3 separate regions of the Homo sapiens genome follow, and regions 2 and 3 are each linked to region 1. A link is a contact called in ENCODE Hi-C data. All regions are on one chromosome and are shown on one strand. The core of a region is the stretch at or near the end of the contact, and the rest is flanking DNA. Distances in the headings are between cores, read along the strand shown.

Region 1 (4,648 bases), core at 866-3,365:
AGGTCAGGAGTCCAAGACCAGCCTGGCCAACATGGTGAAACTCTCTCTCTACTAAAAACACAAAAATTAGCTGGATATGGTGGTGTGTGCCTGTTATCTCAGCTATTTGGGAAGCTGAGGCAAGAGGATCATTTGAACCCAGGAGGCGAGGTTACAGTGAGTTGAGATCGTGCTACTGCACTCCAGCCTAGGCCACAGAGCAAGGCTCTGTCTCAATTTAAAAAATAAAAATAAATAAAAAATAAATAAAATAAATCCAGTACCCAGAAGACAAGGGAAAAGTTTATTCCCAGACAACATGGGGATCATTTTCTAATCAAAATATTTACCCACACTTAGGGTAAAAGATCTTAATAAGTTCTAGCCATCAGGATATCTCCTATGCTTCCCATTTTACATGGAAGTAATTACTGGAGTTACTGTGTCCCAGCTTCAGTATATAATAATGAATATGTATATTGGGAATGTGGATAACTTGTCTTTTTTATGCATAGGTTCCCGTAACTGGAAGAGCCATAACTGAATCTGATAGAGAGGATAGTTCATCTTCTGGGTAACTGGTCATCTGAACTTTGAGTTAGATACTGTGACTGGAAACACTTTGTATTGCTTGGGAGTCATTAAGGGCTTTAAGTGGCTGTGAATGAGTAAAATGAGTTAAGTGAATCTTTAATGAAGAGTAAAATGGACTGTAGTGAAGGCACCTGTAAGTGTCACACAATCTTTATCTTCTTCCTTCAGCCCACATAATTAGATTGTATTTTCTGGGCTTTTTTTTTTTCTTTTTTATCTAGGTGTGGTAATGCCACTGAATTCTAATCAATGAAATGTGAAGAGATAGATGTGCATTGCTTCTAGGTCAGTCCCATCCATTAAAATCTCCAATACGTGATCCCCCATTCTCACTTATTATTCCCTCTCCATCAATAATACATCTTTCTATGTGGTTCTATATAATGGTGGAGCAACAGGATGCCAGGAACCTGGTCTCTGAATCATTGCTGTAAAGATAGCCATGTGGCCGGGCGAGGTGGCTCACACCTGTAATCCCAGCATTTTGGGAGGCCGAGGCGGGTGGATCATCTGAGGTCAGGAGTTCAAGACTAGCCTTGCCATAATGGTGAAACTGTCTCTACCAAAAAATTAACCAGGTGTGGTGGTACAGGGCTTTAATCCCGGATACTCAAGTGGCAGATGCAGGAGAATTGCTTGAACCCAGGAGGCAGAGGTTGCAGTGAGCTGAGATTGTGCCACCACACTCCCGCCTGGGTGACAGAGTGAGACTCTGTCTCAAAACAAACAAACAAACAAACAAACAAACAAAAACAAACCAGATAGCCATGCAGGAGTTCCATGTAACCAGAATCACTGGAAATAAACTGTTACATAAGCAATTAAAGGAACACTCTGGTTGCAACATGGAAAATGCATTAAAAACAGGTAGTAATAGTAACAAGCTCAAAGCCTTGGTGTAATAGAAGTCATGGTAAAAGGGATTTTTGAGATGATATTAAGCACTATCAAAAGACGCTGAGAGGTTTCATTGTTTCCTAGTGCTGCCATAACAAGTTATCACAGACTAGGTTGTATAAAATCAGAAATGTATTATCTCAGAGTTCTGAAGGCTAGAAATCCAAAATCAGTGTGTAGGCAGATCTTCCACAGCCCTGCTGGCCTCTGAGCTACTCTCAAAATCATGCTTTGCTTTTCTTGAAAAATGATATGTATTCATTGTCAAGTAGCCCTTTCAGCCCATTTCCTACCCAGGAATTCCAGAAGTCTGACTGCCTTCTTACATTTTGTCAAATCTCTGTCCCTTTCAGTCCAAGAGGGCAGAGGTTCTACTGAGATGGTTGAGTGAACTCATGAGTCACAAGTCTAATCTCTCCAGCAAAAGTTAGTCCCATGACACCCTTAGTGTTCTTTCCAGAGCGTGCTTCATCATTTCTTGCAATATGGGTATACTGAGAATTTTTCAAATGTTCAAGTTCTAGTTCTTATTTGCCTCATAGCTTCCTTTTTCTTTCTTTCTTTTAATATTTTACTATAAGCAGAAAGGAGAAACCACGCTGCAACATCCACACTGTACTTGGAAATCCCCTAAGTTAAATATGCAAGTACGTCACCTACAAGTTCCACTTTTTCACCCAGCAGAAGAAAACAATTAAGTCAAGTTTTGTGCCACTTTATAATAAGGCACCTTTCTAAAGGAGTTTCCAAAATCATGTTTCTCATTTTTATCTAAGACTTCACAAGAAGTAACTTTAGCATTTATATTTGTATCAATAATCTCTTCAAGGCAATCTAGGCTTTTTCTGCTTACCTCAAGATTCTTCCAGCTTCTACTTACCGCCTGATCCTAAAGTCTCTTCCACCTTTTTAGGTATTTATTACAGTGGCACCCCACCATTTTCCAGTACAAAAAATCTATAGTAGTTTGCTATGGCTGTCATAGCAAATTACCACAAATGATGTGTCTTAAAACAACAGAAACTTATTCTCTTACAGGTTTGGAAGCCACGAGTCCAAAATAAGGTGTTGGCAGGGTCATGATCATGTTAAAGGCTCTAGGGGAAAATCTTTTCCATGCCTTTTTCTTAGCTTCTGGTGAACACTATAATCCTTGATGTTCCTTAAGTCTTAGATGCATCACTACAATCTCTGCCTTCAGCATCAAATGATGTTCTCTTTATGTGTATATCTGGGTCACGTCTCCACTTCTTATAAGAACACCAATGATATCAGATTAGGTCCCACTCTAATCAAGTATGACTTTATCTTAACTTGATTACATTTTCAAAGACTATTTTCAAATAAGATCACATTCACAGGCTAGGATTTCAACCTTTCTTCTAGGGGATACAGTTCAACCAATAACAGAGGCCAAACAAGAAAATGTTAATTAGTACCACTGGTTTTAAAAACATGAAAATTATTGGTGACCTCGACAAAAGCAATTTGTAAATGCTATGTGATATAAGAATCAACAGTATTACATGACTACCAAAATAAATAATGCACCGTAGTTTTACTATCCAAGGAAAAGACTGACATAATAATGTGCTATTATTTCTGGTCCAAGTGCACAGACACCACTGAATTTCATTCTGGCATCACAATATTAGAGTGTCTAGGAGGGTGACTAGGGTAGTTATGTCTGGAAACAGTGATATATGGTAAACTTATGTGTTTAGACTGGAAAAGACACAATTTAAGAGCCTTTGATAGCTATTTTTGATAGCTGTCTCTGAAACCTGATAAACTAGCATTTAGTTGAGAGATTAGGCTTATCTTGAATAACTTCAGAATATTGAGTTAATTGAACGTAAGCAAAGCATAGTTCATCCTAATATGAGAAAGAATTTAATCATTATAGGTGTCTACAATTCCCATGTGCTTATTTAAATGATAACAACCATTTTGTGAGTGGAGAACTTCTAACTGGGGCTAAATGATTGAAAACTGGAGCTGCTACAAAGGAAATCATGTGGGAAGTAAAAAAGTAAATTATGTTATCTTCAGTTTCTTGCAAATCATGTACAGATGCTCCTTGACTCCTGACGGAGTTACTTCCCAATAAATCCATTGTAAGTTGAAAATATTTGAAGTAAAAAATGCATTCAGTACTCCCAACCTTCTGAACATCTTTGCCTAGCCTAGCCTGCCATAAATGTGCTCAAAACACTCACATTAGTCTACAGTTGATGAAAATCATTCAATGCAAAGTCTATTTTACAATGAAGTATTGAATACTTCAGGTAATTTATTGATGTGCATGTTGCTTTTGCACAATCATAAAGTAAAAATATCCTAAGTCAAGTCATGACGAATTGGGGAGCATCTGTATTCTCATTCTTTTCAAAAATTCAGATGGCTCTTCAGCCTATTTTTAGCTATAAAAATTAAATAATAGATATAGAAATATAGGCATTTCCCCCCATCAGCTGTAAATTCACAACTAACTTAGTAATGCAAAAAGTATTCATTTGTTTATTAAAATAAAAATATCAGAAAAGATGCAGATATAATATTGTTGAAAATTTAGTAATAATTTAAAGCAGATGCTTGGCAAACTAGAAACAGAAAGTATCATTTTTAACCTGTGAGCTAGGCCAGATCCTAATGTTCATCTAGAAATAGTGCTGGACAGAATGAGAACTTGATCTCTTCTATGGTTACTTTCATTTTGTTTTATTCCCACTTTAACCAACAAACAATGTAAAGAGTCCACAGGAAATTAAAAATACACAACACAGGTGGATGCAACCTAAATGTCCACAGCTTCCTTATTTGTCACAGAAGCTCACTACCTCTTTTTATTGAAGAGGCTCAGAAAATAGGCTCTTTGTTTGTGACTGAGAATCATCAGCTTTCTTCACTAGGACTATTAATAGTTTGTGGTTTTGGATGGCCTACAACATGATAAAGAAAATCTATCAAAATTTACTAGGTACTTTACGCTAAAATTAAGAAGTTTCCCATTAAACTCAAGAGTATGACAAGAATGCTCGTTACCACTGCTGACATTCAACATCATACTTAAGTTTAAATTAGTGCAATAAGAAAAGTAAATAGGAGATACAAAGAATGGAAAAAGGAAAAATTCTATTATTTGCAGAGATATATTTACTTGTTTACACAGAAAACC
Region 2 (4,648 bases), core at 552-3,051, 670 kb after region 1:
ACCTCCAGAATTCTATTATTAGACTGATATATCCATTTCATTTTTAGTACCAAATATACATATATTTATATATAATCCCATACAGGATTAATCTCTCTTAAATACAACATAAACATAAACAAAAGCAGATTTTAAAAGATGAAATAAAGATACAATGAACAATATTTTACGGCTTCCTTATTGAGATGGCTTTAGAACATCATTATCTTTATTCTTGAGTGACATTAATAAGTAATGATAGCATATTATGTAAAAATCTTGTTTCAAAAAGGGATCTTGAAAGTTTAGGTTTTTGGCTAAATTTTTGTTAAATCTGATGAGTCACTGTTTTTACCTCTAAATGACTCATGCTGGAAATAGCAGAAGTATTAGCATCCCACTTTCAAAATGAGCTGTCTACACACACACACATACACACACACTCATGTGTGTATGTATATATATATATATATATATATATATGCACACACACACACACAATACTAGGTTATTCGTGTGTACTTTTATGAAGATGGTTTTTCAGTCAAACTTCTGACAATTCTACCTAAACAGGAATTTCTCATTTAGATGCTGAAAACAAAAATACTTCTTTGTGTTAATTTCCATTCACATATATTGTAATTTCTTTATGATTGGCCTTAAGTAATTTAGAAAATATTTTTCTCTTAATTTATTTAAATATTTGCTAGGTTAAGTAGTTTAAATGTATGATTTATTGGAAACAATTAAGATGGCCAGGCATGGTGACTCACGTCCCTAATCCAAGTGCTATGGGAGGCCAAAGTGAGAGGGTTGCTTGGAGTTTAAGACCATCCTAGGCAACAAAGCAACACCCCATCTCTACAAAAAATAAAATTACAAAATTGTCTGGGCATGGCGGCATGCACTTCTAGTTCTAGCTACTTGGGCATCTGAGATGGGAAGATCCCTTGAGCCCAGGAGTTCGAGGCTGCAGTGAGCTATGACCACACCACTGCACTCCAGCCTTGGTGACAGAGAAAGACTGTACAAATAAATACATATAATTAAGATGATTTCCTGGACTTTTGTTTCTACACTTGCGTTATGTCTTATTCAGATCTCTCTCTTTGGCTGCATCATTTGATAAAAGAAAAGAAAGAATAAAAGAGAATGCAATCTCCTAACAGAGGGATCCCTTTTGGATTTTTCCTGCCAAATATATTTTAATATTATGGTAAAGTTGTATTTAGTAAAAAATATTTTATGTCATTCATTACTCAACATTCACTTATTAAAATATATTTGAATGCATAATATTTTTGAGCACTATTCTGGATAATGTAGATGTCTTTTTTAAGAGTTGGTATCTGCTTCCTTCCTTTATATAGTAACTCTGGGTCTTAAATTAACTGAATTGACAGGGTTCCACCCAAATTTCCTCTGGCAGCTTTTTCTTTTAAACCTACTGCAAATACAATTTCTTCAAGTCAATAGAAAATAGGTAGTCCTTATCAACCACAAATAATTACTTAACTGTGTATGAGCAGGCACATAAGGGTCAGTCCCCACCCTCAAAGCCTGAGTTTAGAATAAATCCTGGAAATAGTGCTCAGTTTATCAGGGAATATGAAAGTTGACATTTCTATAGTTAACATGCTTTGTCTCTGGTACTGACAGAAGAAAAGAAAAGACTGATCTAATCATTCCACTGTTCCAAATTACATCATAGATAGTGACTTAAAATGAAAACATACTTCATAGACCTACTCTGTAAGGTTTCTATTTCGTGCTGTGACAAAGTATTTAGGGACTGCAAATGACAGATGTGAAGTACATTAGCGAAATGAATAGTTACATCGTCCCACCAGAGGAAGCACTTTTTTTTATCACAACAATTTATCATGAAAGAGGTGGTGATTTAAGAGAAAACATTGAAACGAAAGTACGTATTGCAAAGGAAGTTAGCAAATTGAAATTATGACTAAAACACTAGTAAGCAGAAGCTTTTGTAAATGCTTTGGAAGAGCATTTTTGTGACTGATTTTAATACGTTGAAATTAAACTGTATTACTTAAAAGGTGAATAAGTGAAAAAATGTACAAGTCTCAGAGTACCTCATGTCAAAGGAAAGAAGGAAGCTTAACCGCGACTTAGATATTACTTGCATATTTCGCTCACTGGCTTTAGAGTATCATTACCTGTATTCTTGAGTGAGATTAGTAATGAATGTAAGTATATTATGTAAAGCGTTGTTTCAAAAAGAGAGCTTGAAAATTTTTTTTTTGGTTAAATTTTTGGTTAGATCTGATTAGACTGTCACTATTTTTACCTTATAAGACTATTGATACTTGAAATAGTAGAACTATCATCATTCCACTTTCAAAACCAGCAGCCTTTCTCTCTCTCTCTCTCTCTCTCTCTACACACACACACACACACACACACACACACACACACACACACAGAGTTATTATTATGTATTTCATGAAGATAGCTTATCAACCAAACTTCTGAGTGGGTAGAATCTTGCCTAAACAGGAATTTCTCAGTTGGTTGCTGAAAATAAAGTACCCATACATGTATATTTTGATGTGCATATATTTTAATTTATTTAGTTGTAATTAGCCCTCAATGTTTTTAAAACTGTTGCTCTCTTAATTTAAGTAAATTAAGAATCATTTAACTTTTTTTGGATCATTCAACTGATATTGTGGCAAATACTGAATTTCCACTGCCTAAGTATCTGGTAAATATTTTTTTCATTCCATTCAAACATTTTAGAAATAAATACAAGTCTAAGTTCAGAATCTAAATGCTTAAAAAGCAGATAAATTTGATTAATTCTATTTTATTTTATTTTCTTTGCTTATCAATAGCTATTAATGTTTAGAAAGTGTTATTTCAAGGCCATGTGTGTTCAAGAAGACCTCTAGAGACAAATGTGTATAATAAGTTATTATAAATGCCAAAATTACAAAAGGGAAACCTGATTTTGAGACAGGAGATTTGGGTGTAGATGCAGGGAACCAAAGGCTGTTTCACACCAACTTCATAGAACTGAATTGAAAGGAAAACTCTCACTTTTCACACCTAAGTAACAAAAGGACCAGGGGCTACTCCCTTTGCGAACCCCATTTTTTTCTGCGTGGCAGATGAGAAATTGGCTGTCCCCAGCAAATCAGACTGATTGCAGGTGGAATCTTCCTTTGCAGCTTTGTAACTTCACTCCAGCCTCTGAATGGTTGCTGTCCACAACCGATCAGATTGATTGTGGTGAGCCTTCATTTGCATGCAATGTATAACTTTGTAACTTCACACTAGCCTCTGATGGTTGCTTCTTGCAACCAATGAGATGTTTGCACAGGAGTGTGACCTTGGCAACTTCATTTCAGCCTCTGGTTGGCTGCTTTCTGCAACCAATCAGACTGATTGTGGGCTACCACTTCATTTACATGAGGTGAGCATGAAGTGGCCAATGGGAAACTTCTAGGGGGTATTTGCACCCAAGAAGATTCTCTATCCTGGCCCTTGAGCCATTGCTCGGGTCTGCTCCCACACTGTGGAGTGTACTTTTGTTTTCAATAAATCCCTGCTTTCATTCTTCTGCTGCTTCATTCTTTCTTTGCTTTGCGGGGCATTATGTCCAATTCTTTGTTCAAAACGCCAAGGAACTGGACAACTTGCAGTCACAACCCACTACTGGTGACACTTTGGACAGAGGAAAGTCAATTTTTCAATCTTTCACAAACTTTACTGCATGTAAAGAACCTCCTCTACAAGGCTCTTAAGACACAGAAATGGAAAGATACAGCTCAGAAACTTGGGAGGTCACTTTAAAAAAATGAGGTAGTTAACATACAATTTCAATACAGCACAGATATGCTGTAATAAAAGTATTTTTAATATGCTGTGAAAGAAGAATAAAGTGCCTCAATCTGTGAGAAATTTGTAGGCAAATCAGCCCAGAGAAGGAAATCTATAGGTACGTTGCCAGGACATAGAAGTTTCCCAAAGCAGAAACCAACCCTACCCAGCCCAAGTTGGAAGGGTGAATACAGCCAGTCAGGATACTTCTATTTTTCTGATCAGTCATTGCATTAGGAATGGCTGCATTAAATGATACAGGACAACATTAGAAGAAATATGTAGGCAGAAAGGTCCTGGGAAAAGTTCAGGAGAAACCTAAAAATGTGCACATATTTTCAGAAAATGTGCAAAACTTGGGGAGGTTGCTTTAACTGAAAACGGTCCAAAGCTTACTCAGAGTTACATTTTGCATTTGCAAGCTAAATGACTTAACTTTTCTCATTGATCAAAATAATAGAGTGTGTGTGTGTGTGTGTGTGTGTGTGTGTGTGTGTGTGTGTGTGTTAGTCTGTTCTCACATTGGTCTTGCTATAGACCTACCTACCTGAGACTGAGTAACTTGTAAAAAAGAAAAAAAGAGGTTTCATTGACTCACAGTTCCACAAGCTGTACAGGAAGCATGGCTTGGAGACCTCAGGAAACTTATAATCATGACAGAAGGCAAAAGGGAAACAGTCAAGTCTTACATGGCTGGAGAAGGAGAAAGAGACAGGGGAGGAGGTGCTACACACCTTTAAACAACAAGATCTTATGAGAACGCATTCACTATCACAAGAATAGCAAGGGGGAAGTCTGCCTCCATGATCCAATCACCTCCCAC
Region 3 (4,648 bases), core at 1,495-3,994, 520 kb after region 1:
CCATGTCATTTAACACAGTTCATGGGAGTAGTGAAAAAACAGGATGCCTATCAAGGAGTCATCAGACTATGTGGTCAAGAAGCAAGCAAGAGTGAAGAGGGAAAGAGGTCAATGATGTTTCCCACCTTCAGCAGAATGTATTTAAAATAGCTTTGCCTATGGTTATTGCTAACGAGAGAGATCTGAGACAGGTTGAAAAAGACATGATTCTCTCCCTGTTCTTGATATAAAAGCACAGAAGCTTCATTTGAAGACGTTGGGGGAAAAACCCAAAGCACACAGTTTTATCAAGTTCGATTGACTTCATTCCTGAATCTGCAAAATTTGGTTTAAAACCTTGTGAGACCCAAGTTTCTTGTGAGATTTCTGGGCTTTCAGATTTCATTCAAGTGGAAAATGAACAGGCTCTCTCTCAGCAGCATACTGCTTTGGCTCTAGGTAAATCAGGGCCATCTGGGGTTGAGGGTCCATGAACCGCCAATCCCAGCATCACATCTCTGCTCCAAACACCACCCTCCTACAGACAATCACTTTCTCCAGTTTTGTATGCTGTAAATTCCAAGGAAAATCTGCCTTTTCAATAATGAAGGTCTTGTTCCCCGTATTTTGCTAGAAATGCCTTTGTATCTCTTGTTCTATGTTGACAATCATTGACCCCGTCCATTCTTTAAGAAGCACCTGTTGTGGAGAGATGGAGGAAGGAGAAGGGCAGTCCATGGAAAAGACATAAGAAGGCTATGATTGTCACAATGAGCAAGATTTCTCCATTAAAAGGTTTAGAATAAATCATATTCAATGTGACAAATAAAACACTATCCTGAATCAAAGTTCATTGTGAAGTACATAAAAGGAACACTTCTCTTTTAATAGTGATTGTAATATTCTTCTTCCTTCTTTTTTTTGTATTTTGTGATGCACATAAGAATCCCACCACTGTGCAATGATTCACCTGGATGCAGAGGAGTAGGCAGAGGCGAAAGGAAACAGGGATGTGAAGGAATGTGGGGCAATGGTGCTTTTGGGCAAATGAGCATTCCATGTCAAGTCCATGAATAATCATATTTCATGTCCAGTGATTTCTGTCTAACAGCCTACTTTTGGTTCCATTTCTAATTAGGGCACACAGTAAAAAATAAGGCCTTGAATAAAATTCCATTTTCTTTTACTAAAAATCACTAATTCAGAGTCAAGGGCAGCATCTCATCATTAATGTTGTTTTTATAGAATTGTTCGTACTAGCTATCTTTTAGCAGTTTAATGAAGTTGGTTTAACTAGATTAGTGTTTCATCCTCCATGGCCAGAGCTTGAAAAATTAGGCTTTCTGAGATTTAGAGTTACGTGTTATTATTACTTCAAAAGTGCTTTTTTAATAATATTAACTCTGGGTAGTGTTTATTCAGGGAGAACAAGTGATGCATCATATTTCATTTTTCTTTTTTTTTTTTTTTGAGATGGAGTTTCTCGCTTGTTTCCCTGACTGGAGTGCAATGGCGCAATCTCTGCTCATTGCAACCGCTGCCTGCCAGGTTCAAGTGATTCTCCTGCCTCAGCCTCCTGAGTAGCTGGGATTACAGGCATGTGCCACCACGCCCGGCTAAATTTGTATTTTTAGTAGAGACGGGGTTTCACCATGTTGGTCAGGCTGGTCTCGAACTCCTGACATCAGGTGATCTGCCTGCCTCAGCCTCCCAAAGTGCTAGAATTACAGGCATGAGCCACCGCGCCTGGCCCATATTTCATTTTTTCCAAGTCTTGAATTTATTTTTTGAAAAAAAATTATTGTGAAAACCTATGCCCAGAAACTGAGGATTAGTTAGGAAAGGGTTCTGTTCACAATTTATTGAACATATAGAGTGGTACATCATTAAAAAATGGTTATCTACACATTTCAACCAATTCTAAGGATGCAAAAAATTATTTTTTAATGTGTGTTTTGACAAGACCGTATCTTCTAGTACGTTAATGTAAAACACTAAAATGTCACTTCTATTATTTATTAATGAGGTTATGGGAGGAGAACAGAGTATTAAGAAGGTCAGAGAAGTCATTAATTGTAGGTTTAAAGAATGGTGGATGGGTTAATTGAGAATCCGTGAAAGGTTTTATTTTGTTTATTTGACTTTAGAATATTAAAAAATATTTTAGTCATTTCATTAAAAAGCCTTGGCATGGTAAGCTATCTTAGAAGTCAAAATATATATTGAATCATTTAAATATTCTTCATTTTGGACAAATAATATGATAGATTTTCTGAAGAAAACCAAATATTTGATGAGGCTCTTAATGAACAATGTAAAACTGTTTAATTAGAGTTACTTGACACATTCTTGTATTTAAAATAGTTCATTATAAACATTTTACTCTTGTATTTTTATAAAGACTGGCTGGAAGGAAGTCATTTTGGACCAGAGCCAACCCATAACACAATGCAGAGGTATTGCTTTTTTTGATAAGTTAAGAATTGCCCATTACAAAGGTCAAAATCTTTTTTTTTTCCTTTGCCAAAAGTCAAATGCTGTTATATTTATATTGTCCCTTTAAAATTATGATTAAACATTTTTATTTGTACCGTCTTTAGCTGTTACTCAACATCTGGGTAAAATGTCAGAGTCACTTTTTATCTTTCTTAAATGCTTTTGTTCCTACTCAGCAGCTGGGCTGAGAGTCACACTAAGGAAACAACGTAGACTCCTGCCTTACTCTGCGGGCTGCTACAAAGGAAGGGGAAGCCAGGTGTGCTAAGGGCAGAAAGTCTTTGTTCTGAAGCCCTCCTTGATGCAATTTGACCTAAACAAGTTCAATCTCACAGCGTGTTCTGAAACCTGATTGAATAGTAGTTACTCTTACAAATTAAGGTAAAGCAAGAATACGTTTAAGACTTTAAAAAAGACTGGTGATTTTAATGGCTTAGGCTTTCATTATGACTCAGCAGCATGCTGGTAGAATTTTGTTTTCAATGTCAGGAAGCAAGACCAGGATACAGGCAGTTTAGGTAGAGCAATCAACAGAGACACAGAGCAAAACTGCAGTTGAGCACAGTGTTTATGTTCTTGTGTCTGGGACAACTTGGTTCTCTTTGCGCGGTGTTTCTTACATGAAAACAATAGCCCTGGCATAAAAAACGATGTCTCTCAAGTGAATCATGAGTGTTCTTTTGTTTGTTTGTTTTGAGGTGGAGTTTCACTCTTATTGCCCAGGCTAGAGTGCAATGGCACCATCTCAGCTCACTGCAACCTCCGCCTCCCAGGTTCAAGCAATTCTCCTGCCTCAGCCTCCCGAGTAGCTGGGATTACAGGCGTGCACCACCAAGCCCAGCTAATTTTTTTTTTTTTTAATTTAGTAGAGATGGGGTTTCTCCATGTTGGTCAGGCTGGTCTCAAACTCCTGACCTCAGGTAATCCACTCTCCTCGGCCTCCTAAAGTGCTGGGATTACAGGCGTGAGCCACTGCCTCCAGCTGTGTCTTCTTTAATTAATACCCAAAGGGTAGTTTAATATATTTAAAAACAAGCTTTTGTAAAAGTGCAAGGTAATATAATAGTAGGTTTTAATTGGCCAGGCTGAATTACAAAATTCTACTTTTACTTTAGCAGTTTTCCTCAGTGCCGTATGCTAATGCTAATGGATAAATCTATGAGATATCCTCTTGTACTTAAGCTGATCCTGGAAGGGACTGAAATGAGCAAATTACTCCCTTCATGTACAATGTTCAACCATGTGAGGTAATTTTCTACTTCCAGTCCTCCTGAGTCCTTTTCACAGTACTGAAAGAAATAATTTCTCCAAATTGTTCCTCAGTGGCCCAGAACAGTGAAATCTTCATAAAGACAGAGCTTCTATAAACTTACAATCAGTTGTGGCAGATCTAAATGTTCAAAGTTAAAACTTGGTGTTGAAGGCGTCAAATAAAAAGTCAGTGAAGAAACATTTACATTACTGAAAAGTCCTTAATGTTTCACTGCTGTTTTCCACATGGAACAAGACTTGGTAATAGTTAAAGTCCTTTGAACAAAAAGAGGATAACTACTATTTACCTTCTAAGTCTCAGAGGAAAGCCTGAGTAAAGTCACTTCTCAACTCTCCTTGAGAGGAACCAGGCAATCATGGCAGGGACTGAAAGTTAAAGTGAGAAAGTGTCCCTTGAAAACACAACTAAACGATTTATCCTATGATGGTTCAATATGCACTTCTTAGAATATAAGGAAATGCTTATTTTCCTTTAAGAAACTATGAAAATAACAAGTAAGAACCTTTTCTTGCCATTTTTCTTTTCTGCCTGAATCTTGATATATTTTATCCTACAGAAGTTACATTTTAGCCAAAATAGGACAAATTATCTCTCTCAAGTTGGTCCTAAAACAGAATCCAGCATCCTGAAGTATTTATAAGTTCACAAACTATTTCCCACATTTCTCCTATTACCAAAGGTAAGAGATATTTAAAATCTCAAAAATTTCATTATCTGCATAAACATACTAATAGTGGTTAGGTTTCAATGAATTCCTTTTGGTTGTGTTTGAAACCGTGCTGTATAAATAACTAGGGTAACTGAAATTTCATTTGTAGCAGTACTGTACTTAAAATCTACAAATATCATAGGAGCTAAAGTTTTAACCAACTCTATTAGTTACTTATTACAAATAAAATC

The links. A loop is a pair of places that touch in the nucleus more often than their neighbours do. Pooled maps may share reads with other maps.
Region 2: a map with no recorded cell type shows a loop between it and region 1 (12-fold over the local background). The contact joins two enhancer-like sites. A Hi-C loop is called at or near these places in 2 of 37 single-sample maps with no recorded cell type and 2 of 50 pooled maps.
Region 3: a loop to region 1 is called in a map with no recorded cell type, with 5 times the contacts of the local background. The contact joins two enhancer-like sites. A Hi-C loop is called at or near these places in 3 of 37 single-sample maps with no recorded cell type and 2 of 50 pooled maps.

What each region holds. Positions count from the first base shown.
Region 1 is chr1:79,708,503-79,713,150 of GRCh38, reverse strand. No RefSeq gene overlaps it. Among named protein-coding and RNA genes, the nearest start is that of LINC02792, 390 kb to the right of the region's middle. Within about 2 kb of position 2,115, at least 2 of the 41 ENCODE cell types and tissues checked have a DNase peak (open chromatin) inside an H3K27ac peak, as active enhancers do.
Region 2 is chr1:79,037,989-79,042,636 of GRCh38, reverse strand. No RefSeq gene overlaps it. Among named protein-coding and RNA genes, the nearest start is that of ADGRL4, 34 kb to the right of the region's middle. Within about 2 kb of position 1,801, at least 2 of the 41 ENCODE cell types and tissues checked have a DNase peak (open chromatin) inside an H3K27ac peak, as active enhancers do.
Region 3 is chr1:79,191,652-79,196,299 of GRCh38, reverse strand. No RefSeq gene overlaps it. Among named protein-coding and RNA genes, the nearest start is that of LINC02792, 130 kb to the left of the region's middle. Within about 2 kb of position 2,744, at least 7 of the 41 ENCODE cell types and tissues checked have a DNase peak (open chromatin) inside an H3K27ac peak, as active enhancers do.